2 separate regions of the Homo sapiens genome follow, and region 2 is linked to region 1. Evidence: read pairs that join two places in POLR2A ChIA-PET (ENCODE). Cell type or tissue: GM12878. All regions are shown on one strand.

Region 1 (8,000 bases):
CAGGATTACAGATGTAAGGGCCTGGAACAGAGCACAGGTGCTTGACAGACCATTTTAACTTATCTGTGGAGGTTTTCCATGGACAGGTTTATTTAGAGATGCTAAGACCTATTTGGAGGCTGCAAAAACCCCTAGACTTGAGTTCACTGAAGGGCACATGATGCCCTCATGTGGCTCAAACTAGATTTGTTTGGGGAAAGAGTGTCTTTAATGTGAATTTAAAAAATATCCATTTGTTTTAGCAGTACAACCACGTTTAGAGACTTGGGCTCTTCTGGGAATATTGCTTTGTTTATAAGCTCCTCCTGATGTTCAACTCTGAGGATGTTCACTGGGACAGAAATGTCTCATTTAAATTAAAAAAATCACAAAGAAAAGTGGTGGGGAATTGTGGTGGTGCCACATGTAATAAAGAAGGGAGAGACAAGCTCAGTCTAGAGGGACTGTGAATTAAATTGCAGAACATGCCACACAGGACAATTTTACATGGTTCTACCCAGGGTTCTAATTTGAGATTCCTATAAAGGCCCTGGTCTGTGGCTGCCTTCACAGACTACAGAAGGAACAGTCTTTGAAGTTCTGTGCCCTCCACCAGAACCCAGAGCATTAAAACAAAAAAACAAAAAACAACAAAAAAAACAAGGGAGGTATATTTAAGAGGCAGCCAGCCTATACCTGAACAAAAAAACCACCACCAGAAAAAACAAACACATCTTACTTTTGAAGCTGAACATTTGAGACTATGGCAGTCAATATTTCAATAACCCATTTTCACTAGAAGATAGGGCATCCTTTATTGAGATTTGCATGACTATGGGTAGCTAAAAATAGGGAGACATCAGGGTAGGAGGGCCCGTGCTTAGACTTATGCCCAAGCCAGGGATGAATGTTTGTTTGTTTGGCTTTGAGACGGAGTCTTGCTCTGTCTCCCAGGCTGGAGTGCACTGGTGTGATCTTGGCTCACTGCTACCTCCACTTCCCAGGTCAAGTGATTCTCCTGCCTCAGCCTCCCGAGCAGCTGGGATTACAGGTGCGTGCCGCCATGCCTGGCTAATTTTTGTAATTTTAGTAGAGATGGGGTTTCACTACCTTGGCCAGGCTGGTCTTGAACTCTTGACCTCGTGATCCACCCGCCTTGGCCTCCCAAAGTGCTGGGATTACAGGTGTGAGCCACTGCGCCCGGCTGGATGAATGTTTTTTAAACAACCTTAGGTGTACTATGCAGGTACAGATAGTTCAGAATGAACCACTTAAGATACTACATCTATGCAGAACACAGCATTCAGAAGTTTCTTCCCTAAAGTTTGGCTCATCTACGACCACAAAAAACCCAAGAGGTTCTTAAAAGTCAGGGGCTCTGGAATTACCTGCCCAGACAGAAGTCAGAAACTTGGGCCTAGAAATCCGCATTTTAAACTCATTCCCGAGGTGCTCTTCATGTATCTGGTCTACCGCTTTAGGGTGCCAAGCTAATGCTTTTTAGATTTGAGCAACCAGTGAAATTACAGAAAGAATCTTCAAGACTTACTTTGAGCTTTCAACTACTATCACACAAAGAACAATGACAAGCGATAATCATCTCCTTTCATCCTTGTTCCAAAAAATATTACGTATATTTGTCTTTGTTTGCTTGGAGAGCTGTGTATGTCACTGCGGTCCAACCTCTGGGAACCCCAAGGGGCTTTGGGCACCACTTCAGGGTGAATGATGGGCCCAAGAGACAAGGCTTACTAGAGAACACCATCATCTTCCATTATTTTATTATTTTTTATACATATATATATATGCGCAATCTGTTTTATGTACAACAATTGGTTCTATCAAATATTCAGACCAAGGCATTCTACTGGTAATTTCCCCCCAAATCAATTCAGGTAAAATTAGATACTTATGCACTTCACGGGCTATCAAAACTTGCAACTTCATTATCAATTTCAGTTCTGAGGTCATACACACAATTCAAAATATACATTAACTAGGTTAAGGCGATAAAAGTGGGCTGAAAGAAACCACAGGATTCAGAACAATGAAACTGTGTATTTTGCTTGCATGAGAGTCATAACGTGAACAGCAAGTATTGTGCGTATCTCATAGCTCTTCAGTGGAGAGGAAGCGGCTTCTGAACATCTAAGGTGACTGCACAGCAGGTGGGAAACAGCTGGTGTGGCCTGCTGGAGGCTTCGCCGAGGGAGGGCTCATTTCTTCTCTGCCTCTCCTTTTTTGGGTTCTTGTTTCAATTTGTAATCAGCCAGGGCGGCCTTGATTGCATCTTCAGCCAGCACTGGAAGTAACGGAAGGAAAGAAGCCTAAGTTTCTAGATGTGAAAGAAATGGACTTGGGAATAGAATCTTTAAGAGCTGGGAGGAAGTGGTGCTGGTGGGGACTAATGGAGTAACCAAGCCAGAAAGCTGGGGTGAGGAGTTGCTGGGCACGTCAGCAGCTGCTTCCTGAGCTGAGTTACTCCTGCGGGTGATCCTGGAGACAGACTAGGGTTAAAAATCTGTGATCCCAGGCTAGTTCCTTAGCCTCTTTGACCCTACTTTCTCTTCTATAGAACTGGGATAATCATGCTTTTCTTGCCAGGATAGTGTGGGGACTTACAGAAGATGTCTGACACATAGTAGGGACACAGGAAATGTTACTTCTTGCCTGCTCCCATCAAAGTCTAGCTTTGGACAAAATCTTGTCATGATAAAAAAGTTGACATGCCCTTTGGAAAAAAGATCATGTCAATCTGTTGATGGGATGGCATTTGCCACATCACCCTCTAGTGATCGAGAGTTTGACCACTTTTATTTAGGAGTCAATATTCAAAGTGAGGCTATGGGGAAAATAAAAACTGAGAGAGCTGGAATGACAGCAGAAAGCAAGCAAATAACAGAGAACATCAGCTAAAGGTTTCAGTACCTAAAAAGGCCTAATAAAAGGGCTGGGGATTTCCTGAAACCATGTGAAAATGTTTACAAGTGATGACCTTTCTTTATGGGTACTTAAAATTCCAGATCAAGTGGAAAGAACTTAGGTCTGACCAGGCTTCCTGAAGAATGAGTTAGTGTGTCTGCCCCGGCACCTGGCTCTTCTGCTGTGAGTATTACCTTGGCAAGAGGCCTGACTCTCTGCTGATTTTTAACTAATTTGGTTAGTAAACCTCCATCGATGCATTAAGGCTAATGTTTCTCATTCCTTCTTTCCCTGAGAAGGTTAAGAAATGATGGAAAAAGCATTAGATTTAATACAGAGACCAAACTGGAAAGCCAAGTACAAGTCTTAAGGCATCTGGGCTTTTTTTTAGGATAGCAGGGAGGGGGACATTGTACAACTGGGCTTAGTTGTTCCATATATACAGATGCAGACCCCGACAGGAATACCATCCAGACAGGAAGTGAAGAAATACACAGGAAACAGGATTATGGCGAAAGCTGAGTTTTCTCCTCTGCTGGAAACAGCACAGATTCTGAAATCAAAGATTGGAGCTTAAATTCTGGCTCTTCCACTTATTAGCCATGTGATGTGGGCGTCTCAACCCAAGCCTTAGCTTCCTCATCCATAAGAGGGAAGTAATGACATCTACTGTGCACTCAAGGATATTTGTGAGGTTTAGAAATTACGCCCATGAAGTGCTCAGTATGATGGCTGGTGCATACCTCCTTCTGGCATGATTCTCTTAGGGATGAATGTGAGACCATGGGGGCTCTAACCCTCTGCAGGTTATAAGGACAGACTCATGAGCTCTAATTCTGAGGGTTACAAACGTGGGCTCCATGATCTAAAAGGACTGTTGCAAACCAAGTTGAAATTACTGCCAAATGTCCCAGCTGACTGGTATGGAGAGCAGAGACTTACTGGAGCAGTGCAGTTTCACGGGAGGAAGGCAGAGCTCCTTGGCGATATCTGTGTTTTTGATAGTCAAGGCTTCCTCCACCTGAGAGGCATAATGGAAAGATGGGCAGTTTTAGCAACACTTTATCTTGTGAGGGCCAGCCAATAAAAAAGGGAGGCCAAAGAGGCTCTCAGGGTTGGTGGGGATGATTTCTGTTTAATAACTCAAACGGCTAAGGGTCTTCTCAGGACTCCCACTTTATCAAAGCTGCAGCTGGGATTCTCAAGCATGAAGTATACACAGCTGCACTGCCTGGCTTGGGTAAGCAAAGACAGCCCAGACACTTCTCTAAGTCAGGAGTGGAACCTGTGAGAAGTCTCTTAGGGATCTGCTTGTGGCCTGTAACAGGAATCTCTTCCTTAAAAGGTAGTGATTTCCTATGCTGGTTTTGTGAATATCAGCTTCTCCGATGTCCTCATACCAAATGTTAGCCTAAATCCTTTTGACTAGAAGTGCCGAATGGCATCAGAGAGGTTGGGAAGATTTCAGGTAAGTAGCACAGTGGCAGTGGCACAGCCGAGTCAGGCCGAATGCTCTCTTTGGTGTCCCCTTTGCCTATAGGAGCATCTCCTCCAGATCAACTAAAGAGGATGCCTGGGGTCTGGTTGACAGCCCTGGGGGATAATGTGAGGCAGGCAGATCCTTGCCCATGTAGAACAGTGCCCCACTGCCTTACAGAAAACCAGATTTCCCAACAGCCAGACTCTTTGACTATGTCTATCATTCAGTTTCCCAATTCTGCTAACCCTTCTTGGTTGATTCAGGTTCTGCTCCTGAAACTCAGATGGGAGATCTCAAGGTTAAAGAAATGTCCTCTCTCCCATTTTCTGATCACAATTCACAGTCCCCTAAGGGCCAGGTTCTGGGAGCAAAAGTGCCTTGTCTCATTTCTCCCTTCACCTGAGGACAGTTCCTGACAAATCACTTCAGAGCTACCTCCTGCCACAGCAGGTTAGGTCTGAGCTTCCTGGCCCACAGGGGCTTGCCAGCCAGAAGGCCGTGAGCCACAGGAAGCAGGTGGCACGTGGCCTGGCAAACTGCTCTGCTGTGGAGCTGGCCAGCTTCCAAGCATGCTCCTCTGTGACTCAGCTCCCTGAACCTGGTCCCTTGGGGCAGCAAAGATGAGTGCCTTGCTGGTTGGCTTTTCTGAGAGGTTTTGACAGCAACTGGATTTTAGAAAGTCCAGCTCTTCACTGTGTTTGGGACCTTTGACCTCTGCAGCTACCAGGGAAAGACACTTGGGAGACAAAGGGATGAAAAAGAAGTTCTAGCTCTTTATTATCTCTGCCTTTAGAGGGCTTGCGATCAGCCACCTGGATCACTGTTCTGATTTCGTTGTTCACTTTGCCCCCACCCTTGCTGTCTTTTTGATTATTTAATCCCTCTTTTAACACAGGCTAGTTTATTTCACCAATTCTTGAAAGCCACCTAGAACCCTTCCTGAAACATGAGAGGAAATAAACAAGAAAATAACTACCTTATAACAACTCTCTGACTTGAGAAATTATAAGAGCACTGGTAACCTTAGAGAAAGCCAAAGATTTCTTTTAAATTCTATTTTGTTAGAGGGACAGGTGAGGATCTTTTTTATATGTAATTAACACCCAAACAAACAAAAAAATAAAAATGATCAACAAGAAAAAAACCCAAACAACACCTAGTAGAATGATCCATAATTCCCAATTTGAAGAAATGATAATATAATCAACATCTGCATAGGAGAAATTTTAAAAATTTAGAATATTAAAAAAAAGTCATGGTTACTTGTTTTTGACCCATTAGATTTGTGAGCCACCTTACCGTCTTTCCTTTCACCCATTCAGTGGCTAATGAGCTGGAGGCAATTGCGGAACCACAGCCAAATGTTTTAAACCTAGCATCCACAATCTTCCCCTTTTCATCCACTTGAATCTAGAAAAGAGACAAGAGTTAAGTGGTGAGTCCTGGGACCACCCTCTGGAACCTGGCACTCACGAAGGTTCACCAGGGCCTTCCCCAAGGGCTTTGGGCTTGCTTTCCACACTAAGTGATGGCATTAATTACTGACTTTGCCTTGTTTCAAAGAGCTCAGTGATGAAAAGTGAAATGCAGGGACAACTATCCAGGCCCAACTGACAAAGATCAGCTGAAAAATATGTCCCTCCACTCCAATATTCTTTTGTTTTGTGACTCTGGCCTGCATTTTGGCTATGAACTTCTATTTGTGGAAGTCTGCTCACAGCTGCTGGGGCAATCTGGCCTCTTTAAACACTGACAGAGTCCACAATAAAGGTCTCTGGTTAATACTTTTTTCTTGGGCAGCAGATTACACTTAGTGGTTTCCTCCTGTTTTGTTTCTGTATTCCAAGATAGGTATGAAGACCTCTGGCAAGCTGCCCACTCACCATGAAGCAGCAGATTGGTGCTACAACTACAGTTTACCCAAAGCACTAGACACTATTTTCATGTTTCCCCCAATCTGGGGACAGGTTTAATTTACTGTGTTTCTTGTTTCATTGGGGACTGCTAGCTCACTGGGATTTTCCTTTGATCAGTAAAATTCACAAAACTCTTTAGTTGGCTGAAGTCAGAATTTAAACTGATACAGTGAGTACAAAAATGAGATTACTTTTCTATTTTGGAAAAAGTTGGCATAGTACACTAGCCTAGCAGGAGAGCTACGATTGAGGCCCTGCTCCAGTCATATCTAACATGGACTCATCCCATCTCACAGGAATGGAGACCAAGTGAAATGCTTGGAGATCTCACAGGAATAAAGATGGAGACCAAGTGAAATGCGCAAGTGCTTTGTAAACTTAAAGGGATTATTGTTATCACTATTAAAAAAGACTAGCCATACCTGTAATTTCATTACGTCACCACATGCTGGAGCCCCCACCAGTCCAGTTCCAACATTTTTAGATGTCTTGTCAAGGGACCCCACGTTTCTAGGATTTTCATAATGATCAACAACCTAAAATGAGAGGGTTAAGATAAATCATGTTCACTCTCTATTGGTACTGGTCTCTGGTTTGATGGTAAGCTCCTCGGTCAGCATCTTGAACCTGGCAGGCAATCACTAAATACCAAATTTCACCTGAGTAGAAAGGTCTACACTCATGTCAATGAGAACCATTTGTGACCCCCAATTCCTTTTGTGTCTCCTCTACAATACTTCACAGATTTGAGATACCTAGAAGAAAAAAAAATCAGTGAAATCATGTCTTAGTTCCATAGGATTTTTACAAAAATACTTGACTTTCACCCACCTACATCACCAGACTTGGGCTCAAACAGCAGTTTTGTTATTTTCAAATAAAATCCATCCTCAAAGGATGATTACTATTTAAAAATTCTAAAAATAACCATGGCCCAGGGAGGGAAAGCTTTCTTAGAAGCCTTAAGGTGACTGTTACACAGGGAACAATGCTATGGAATGTGTACGTTTATGTGTCTTTTAAAATAAAAACAGTGCCATTACCGTATTTCACAGCCTGTCATCACCCTGGTGCAGCAGCGCACCCTGGCTGCTGAAAGGCTGCTAGTCCAAGTTTCTTCAGGGTGTACCCTCAACAAAACACACCCCCGGGAGGGGGAGGAGTGAAGAAGCCCTTGGAGAAAGGGCAGAAGCCAGATCACAATAAACATCCATTCGAACTGGCACACAGAAGGCCTTAATAACCTTGAGGTTTGGTTACTGGTTAGTAGTAAGCACGCCGATCTTCCAGTCCCCTTTTCCCCCCATCTGACTAAGGATTTTGACTCCAAGTAAAAGGGACCTCAGGATAGTATCTAATGTAGGGGCCTTTTGTGCCACGTTGATTTATGGCATTCTTTAGTTGTTTCTCGAGTGGGAGTCTCACGTCTGGGGGACTTTGTGCCACCAGACAGCAAGGGGCTGCAGACTATGAATCTATCCCTCCTTCCCCGCCAAAAAACCCCCCAAACAAAACAAAAACATTACGCATGTTGGTTACAAGCCTGACTCCCCTATGCACTCCTAAAGCAGTAACAGAAACGGTCTCCTCGTGCTGGGGCCTATGTGCCAGGAACCATGCCAGGACTCCACGCACAGTATCCTTTGTAAGGGACAGCTGAGAGCCCCCCATTTACACCTGGGGAAACAGGTTCAGAGAGGCGC
Region 2 (8,000 bases), 510 kb before region 1:
ACAATGTCCTTAAAGTGATGAATTTAAAATAAACCAAAGCAAAACCACGGCAACACTGTCAACCCAAAGTTCTATATCCAGCAGTAGTATTCTTCAAAAATGAAGGCAAGACAAAAACATTTTCATATACATGAAATCTAAGTGTATCTGTCAGCAGTACACCTATAACAAATGTTAAAAGGAAGTTTTTAGGCCAAAAGGGAAAAAACATCAAATGGATTTTGATCTACAAGAAAGACTGAGAACAAGAAAAATGGTAAACATATTTTTCTATTAATTAATTAGTAGAAGAGAAGGCAACTCTTTTTTTTTTTTTTGAGATGGAGTCTCGCTTTGTCGCCCAGGCTGGCATGCAGTGGTGTGATCTCGGCTCACTGCAACCTCTGCCTCCCAGGTTCAAGCAATTCTCCTGCCTCAGCCTCTTAAGAGAAGGCAACTCTTGCATACTACTGGTGGGAATGTAAACTGGTGCAGCTATTTTTTTTTTTTTTTGAGACTCAGTCTCACTCTGTCGCCCAGACTGAAGTGCAGTGGCGTGATCTCGGCTCACCACAACATCGGCCTCCTGGGTTCAAGCCATTCTCCTGCCTCAGCCTCCCGAGTAGCTGGGATTACAGACGCCCGCCACCAGGCCCAGCTAATTTTTGTAATTTTAGTAGAGACGGGGTTTCACCATGTTGGCCATGCTGGTCTTGAACTCCTGACCTCGTGATCCACTCGTCTCAGCCTTCCAAAGTGCTGGGATTACAGACGTGAGCCACAGCACCTGGCTGGTGCAGCTATTATGGAAAATTGTACGGAGGAGGTTCCTCAAAAAGTTAAGAACAGAACTACTGTATGAACTAGCAATACCACTTCCAGGTATATATCCAAAGGAAATGAAATGAAACACATATAACTCTTTAAAGCAAAAACTATGACACAGTATTGTGAGGTTTATAATGTATGTATAATAGCACAAAGGCTGGGGTAACAGAACTATACTTTTGTAATATTCCAGGATTTTACATGAAGTATAATATTAACTCTAAATAGAATGTGATAAGGTAAAACTGCATAACGTAATCTCTCACACACACCCTCCCCCCCCAACACAAACACACAAGAGTAAAGCTAAAAGGCCAACAAAGGTATTAAAATGGAATACTAAAAAGTATTCCATTAACCTGAAAGAAGCCAGTGAAGGGGGAACAGAGGAACAAGAAAATATGTAAGACAAACAGAAAACAAATGGTAAAATGGCAGACCTAAATCTAATCACATCAATACTTACATTAAATGTAAATGGACTAAGCATTCCAACTAAAAGATTGTCAAGCTAGTTAAAAAAGCAAGACCCATTATATGCTGTCCACAAAGTCACACTTTAAATACAAAGGCCGAAAATGACAGAAAGAAATGACCAAATAAACATTAGCTAGATTAAAAATGAATCATTCAAATAGACTTCAAGTCAAGGAGTCTTAGCAGAGATGAAGAGGGACAATTTATCATGACAAGATGAGTTAACTCATCATAATACATATGCTTGTATCCAATAACAAAGTTTAAAAAAAATTAGCAGAAATAGAGCTAAAGAAAAGACAAATTTTAGCAAACAAGCAAGAAATAATACCAATATTAAACAAAATCTTTCAGTAAACAGAGGAAGGAACATTTTCCAGCCTATTTTATGAGGCTAGTATAATCCTTATAACAAAGCCTGACAAAGACATCACAAGAGAAGAAAAGTGTAAGAACAATATTCCTCATAAACACAGATACTAATATCCTTTAGGAAATATTAGCAAATCAAATTCAATAATATATAAAAACAATAAAGCATCATGATCAAGTGGGGTTTATCCCAGAAAGGTTGGTTTAACATTAGAAAAATCAATCACTGGCTGGGCACAGTGGCTCATGCCTGTAATCCCAGCACTTTGAGAGGCTGAGGCAGGCGGATCACGAGGTCAGGAGATCGAGACCATCCTGGCTAACACGGTGAAACCCTGTCTCTACTAAAAAATACAAAAAATTAGCCGGGCGTGGTGGCGGGCGCCTGTAGTCCCAGCTACTCGGGAGGCTGAGGCAGGAGAATGGCGTGAACCTGGGAGGTGGAGCTTGCAGTGAGCCGAGATCACGCCACTGCACTCCAGCCTGGGCGACAGAGCAAGACTCCGTCTCAAAAAAAAAAAAAAAAAGAAAAAATCAATCACTGTAATTCACCAAGTCAACAGAATAAGACTAAAATATGATCATTTCAATGGATGCAGAAAAAACTGACAAAATCCAATCACTATTCATTACAAAAATTCTCAGCAAACTAGGAACAGAAGGGAAGTTTGTCAGTATGATAAAGAGGTATACTAAAACCTAAAGCTAATATCATACTTAATTATAAAACACCAAATACTTGCTTCAGAAGATTTGAAACAAAGCAAAGATGTCTGCCATCATCACTCTTATTTAACTTTGTACCATAAGTCTTAGCCAGGATAATAAGGCAAAGAAAAAAAAAAAAAAGGAATAAAGATTGGGTTGGAAAGGAAGAACTAAAACTATTTCTATTCATAAGCAACATGACTGTTTGCATACACAGAGAATGCTAAGGAATACATAACAAAACTTCTACAGCTTCTAGAAGTAATAAATGAATGTTTACAAAAATCTCAAGATATAAGGTCAATATATAAACAGCTGTATGTCTATATACTAGTGGCAAACAATTTGAAAATAAATTTTTTTAAATTCCACTTACAATAGTATCAAAATAATGCACGGAAAAAAGAGATGAATAGTCAACTTATAGATTACAGTTCCTTAACATATCTTACATATCTTTTAATATATGAACCTTATTTTTAAAAAGACCATTCAACATATTAGTCTTCAAGGTAATGTCACTCAGAACCGCAATGACACAGCAAATGAAACAATCAACAAAATGAAAAGGCAACATATGGAATGAAAGAAAATATTAGCAAACCATATATCTGATAAGAGGTTAATATCCAAAATTGAATACTTGAAATACACTAAAAGAGTGTTTATAAGGAACTCATATGGACCAACAGCAAAAAAAAAAAAAAAAAGAAAAAGTAACATGATTAAAAAATGGGCAAAGGAGCTGAACAGACACTTTGCAAAAAAAAGACATACAAATGGCCAGTGGGTATATGAAAAGGCACTCAATATCACTAATCATCAGGGAAATGCAAATAAAACCATAAAGAGCTATCACCGCACACCTGTTAGGATGGCTATTACCAAAATGACAGCATGTGGTCAGGCACAGTGGCTCATGCCTTAATCCCAGCACTTTGGGAGGCCGAGACAGGCGGATCACTTGAGGTTGGGAGTTCAAGACCAGCCTGGCCAATATGGTGAAACCCGATCTCTACTAAAAATACAAAAGATTAGCTGGGTGTGTTGGCGGGTGCCTGTAATCCCAGCTACTTGGGAGACTGTGGTGGGAGAATTGCTTGAACCCAAGAGACGGAGGTTGCAGTGAGCCAAGATGGCACCACTGCACTCTAGTTTGGGTGCAGCAGAGCGAGACTCTGTCTGAAAAAAAAAGACAGCACGTAACAAGTGTTGCCGAGGGTGTGGAGAGAAGGCAACTCTTGCATACTGTTGGTGGGAATGTAAATGGAAAACAGTATGAAGGTTCCTCAAAAAGTTAAGAATAGAACTATTATATGAACTAGCAATGCCACTCCTAGGTATATATCCAGAGGAAATGAAATCAGTATCTCAAAGATACATCTGCAAAACAATCTTCATTGTAGCATTATTCACAATAGCCAAGATATGGAATGTCCACAGACAGATGAATGAGAAAATGTGGTATACACATATAATGGAATATTATTCAGCCATCAAAAAGGAAGTCCTACCATCTGTGACAACATGGATGAACCTGGAGGACATCTGCTATGTGAAATAAGCCAGATATAGAAAGATAAACACCACCTGATCTCATACCTATATGGAATCTAGAAAAGTCAAACTCACAGAAGCAGAGTACATGCTGGCTGCCAGGGGCTGGGGAGGTGGGGAGATGTTGCTCAAAGATGCAAACCTTCAGTTATAAGACGAATAAGTTCTGGAGAGTTAACGTACAGCATGGTGACTACAGTTAATAATACTGTATTGTATTCTTGAAATATACTAAGAGAGTGTTCTCACCACATATGAGCACAGGTGCACGTGCACACACACACACACAGTCATACATCAAATCTTCACTTTGTACACCCTAAATATATACAATTTTTATTGTCGATTAGATCTCAATAAAACTGGGGGAAAAAGCCACAGTGAGATACTACTTTGCACTCAGTAGGATGGCTAGAACCTCAATGTTAGACAGGACCTAGAGAGTGGGCTGACATCAAAATGTGGGTGAGGCTGTGAAGAAATTGGAACCCCTCATACACTGCCGGTGGGAATGAAAAATGGCATAGCCACTTTGGAAAACAGTCTGGCAGTTCCTTAAAAGGTTAAACAAAAGAGTTACCATATAAGCTAGCAATTCTACTCTGAGGTATATACCCAACTGAAGTGAAAATATATGTCCACACAAAAACTTGTATGTAAATGTTCACAGCAACATTATTCATAATGGCCAAAAAGTGTTAACAATCCAAATGCCCATCAACTGATGAATGGATAAAAATGTTGTAGATCCATGTAATGCAATATTATTTGGTAATAAAAGGAACAAAGTACTGATTCATGCCAAAATATGGAAGAAACGTGGAAATATTATGCTAAATGAAAGAAGCCAGACACAAAAAGCCACACATTACATGATTCCATTTATATGAAGCATCCAGAATATGCAAATCCATAGAGACAGAGGTAGATTCATGGTTGACAAGGGTAGGGTGATGGAAAGGATGGGGAGAGGTTGCTAATGAGTATGGAGTTTCTTTAGGGGGCAATGAAAATGTTATAAAGTTGACTGATCCCGGAGTCAGTAATGGCTGTGAAAAAATAAAATAAAATAAAATGGATTGGGGTGACAGTTGTACAATTCTCTCTTTTTGTATGATGTTGGAAATTTTCCATAATAAAATATTATTTTAAAACCTCAAAAGTAAAGGGGAAAAAACCAGCCCTAGAATCTACTGTGTCCACCATGAGCATAGACTCAACCACTGGACTCAAGAGCCTGCCAATCCACAGTGGGTCTGTTGTCCTTGGTGCAGAAGATGCCATCTGACCTCAAATGACATGCTGACACTGACCAAAGTGGGGTAGTCAGTCCACTAGTGTGCAGAGGCCAGGTAGTCTCTAACACCAGTGACCGATGTCAGCCCACTCTCTAGGTCCTTTCAAGAATCCTAACTTTTGGAAAACCTCTCCCGGAAATATCAAGTGTTGGTATTGTATTTACCTGGTGTTCACAGTGTTTGCAGACCATATTACTAGTGAGTCTTCCATGAAAAGGATGTTGAGACTTCCAGTGATTGGATGTAGGGTGAGGTGACCCTGGAATGCAAAAAGTTTTTTGATATGTCACTTTTAGCCCTTTGGCACCAAGCTCAACATTCATCTTCCTTTCTAGCATGTGGTAGAAACTACCTCTTAAGAAAAAATATTCTTGAAAAGTACATTGAAATAGCTTTCCTCATTGACTTCCATCCAAAAGACATCCCATTCCTTCATAGGAGAATTTACACAGATCTATCTTTATATACGGTTTCTGTATAATGGGTAGAGCCACATTTTAAAAAGGAATTTGTGTTGAATAATGTCTTTTTACAAACATATGCTTAAAATGTTTGAGATGTCAAAAGAAGGATACCACAAGTGAACATTCCATAAAGCGAGATAAAATCTTCTGAAATAAACAGAATAAGCAAGTTCTGAATAACTAGGCCTTTCTTTGGCTAGAATGGGGTTTAATGGAAAGAACATAAGTGAGAAACCTGGGCTCTGGAGTTGTGCAGCCCAGGGATCAGCTCTGGCTGTGCTTCTTATTCACTACCTGACCTGGGAATGCCTTTAATCTCTACAAGCCTCAGTGTGCGGAAAATTGGGATAGTTATTATCCCATTAACTCCAGTATCATCAACTTTGTAGAGTTGTTATGAGGCTTAAATGAGATAATGCAATGCCTGGCAAACAGCATGGGCTCAAAAAATATTTGTTCCTATTACTACACAGAGGAATTAATATGCTAATCTTATTTTTTAAGTCTTAAGAAAACAACAATTTCCTCCTAAGGATGACTGTGGTAATATGCAATAGAATTTGGCAGCACTGGAAATGCTGAGGACACGACAGATTCAGCTCATTATGTTCTTCCCAGGATCAATTCAAAAAGGTAAAAAGAAAGCCCTTGTTTGAAGTACAAATAAGCCAGTTTCAAGAAAAGTCAGCTGGGCTGGGGTGCAAGGGAACACCAAGAGAATCTATTTAAAGCTATTTCCAAAATACAAGTTCCTTTGCAAGCACATCACACTTCAAGCTGGCCTGTATGTCACCAGAAAAAAATCTTTTTAAAACAAGCAAATTATTATCATATCTTAAAAGTCCACATCTTATGTGTTATATTTCAATGGAAAACAGCTACCTCTTGTGCGGCAGGTAATTTGTTTGGGAGTTATTTCTGACTGCTGCTGTAGGGGAGAAAAAAAAAAAACAGACTGAAAACCTTACTATAATCCCTTTCACCACCCTCACCCCACCCCTAAACCTTACAAGTTTCTACGTTGATTACACCACTAAAAATCAACTTTTAACAAAGCTCAGGTTTCTAAAGGTAGCCTCAATTAGCCTATCTGGCTGGATACTATGAATATTCTTTCATCAAATGCAATAGAAACATATTTCTTCTCTCCAGAATATTTTCATCCTTACTGGTTAACTTTTGTCAACTCCTCCGATATTTATACTGTTACAGGGAAATGAGGGCTCACTTAGCATTCCTATGGCCCCTGTTCCCCTGTATTAAACAGGAAAAAATAACACATTCTTTATTCTCAAAGCCAACACAAATTGCAGCAATGAATCATTTGAAAGAGCCTTGACATCCCTAATCAGATCACCAACTGCAAAGCATGTAGTTTTAAGACCCTCCCCTGGCCTCATTCCCACCACTGATTTTTACTGAATCTTACTTTTAAAGTTGTACAAAGATTACACTTGCCTCCCCTATACTTATTAAATATGCACAAGCTGCACAGAACGTGTTGGAAATATTAATGGTTTACCTCCAGGGAATGCACATCAAACAAATGTGTGACCCGAGGCTGGCGGTCTCGCTCATCTTCCAATGACGAGGTAATGACATGGAATAATTCGTGAGCATCCTGTCATAGGGCAAAGCATTCTTTAGAGAGGTTGGAAGAGGCAAGAGCAAGATCAGAACTACCCACCTCGGGCAGACACCCTACAGTGAATGTGGGTAGAATTTGCTTTCTACCTTCTCAAGGCCCAGCTCATTAAAGAAAACAGTTATGTCCTGGACACTGTCACGAGTGAAGACCCTCAAGCAAGAGGTCCAGGAGCAGAGAGCAGGAGAGAAAGCCAGGTGGCTGCCTTCACGCCAGCAGTCTATGAGACCATTCTGTTTCACTGAGACAGCCTTGACCTCCACTCCGATTTCAAAAGATTATGTTTTTTGTTAATTGTGGTAAAATACACATATCATAACATTTATCATCTTAACATGAATGATTCTGTGGCATTAAGTACATTCATGTTGTTGTACAATCATCACTGCCATCCATCTTCAGAACTTTCTCATCTTCCCCAGCTGAAACTCCATATCTGTTAAACACTGATTTCCCATTTCCCCTTCCCCAACCCCTGGCACCCACCATTCTTTATCTCTCTAGGAATCTGATTACTCTGGGAACCTCACACAAGTGGAATCATACAGTGTTGGTCTTTGTGACTGGCTTATTTTCCTCGGCATAACGTCTTCAAGCTTCACCTATGTTGTAGCATACTGCAGAATTTCCTTCCTTTTTAAGGCTGAATAATATTCCATTGTATGAAAGTTT

What was found. ChIA-PET counts read pairs that join two places held together with the same protein. Peaks named below come from ENCODE experiments on the same cell type or tissue, not always from the same donor. Only the 100,000 strongest peaks of a DNase experiment are listed, where the experiment ranks them.
Region 2: POLR2A ChIA-PET joins it to region 1 with 10 read pairs; 3 of 35 experiments call an interaction of 5 or more read pairs at or near these places.

The regions. Positions count from the first base shown.
Region 1 is chr12:108,563,112-108,571,111 of GRCh38, reverse strand. It overlaps ISCU (iron-sulfur cluster assembly enzyme), which reads right to left. Exons shown (of 5, transcript NM_213595.4): 2 at 6,720-6,833; 3 at 5,681-5,791; 4 at 3,844-3,922; 5 at 1,744-2,281. The coding sequence ends at 2,196. Among named protein-coding and RNA genes, the nearest start is that of ISCU, 4.5 kb to the right of the region's middle. RefSeq lists enhancers at 2,027-2,176, 4,596-4,645 and a silencer at 7,287-7,336. In GM12878, CTCF peaks have their summits at 166 and 7,385; DNase peaks (open chromatin) are centred at 2,071, 2,911, 4,931, 7,411 and 1 weaker place; H3K4me3 peaks cover 3,389 bases; H3K27ac peaks cover 8,000 bases.
Region 2 is chr12:109,070,916-109,078,915 of GRCh38, reverse strand. USP30 (ubiquitin specific peptidase 30) reads right to left here. Exons shown (of 13, transcript NM_032663.5): 5 at 7,206-7,304; 6 at 6,566-6,611; 7 at 5,384-5,478. Among named protein-coding and RNA genes, the nearest start is that of ALKBH2, 19 kb to the left of the region's middle. In GM12878, no CTCF peak of the experiment used is centred here; no DNase peak of the experiment used is centred here.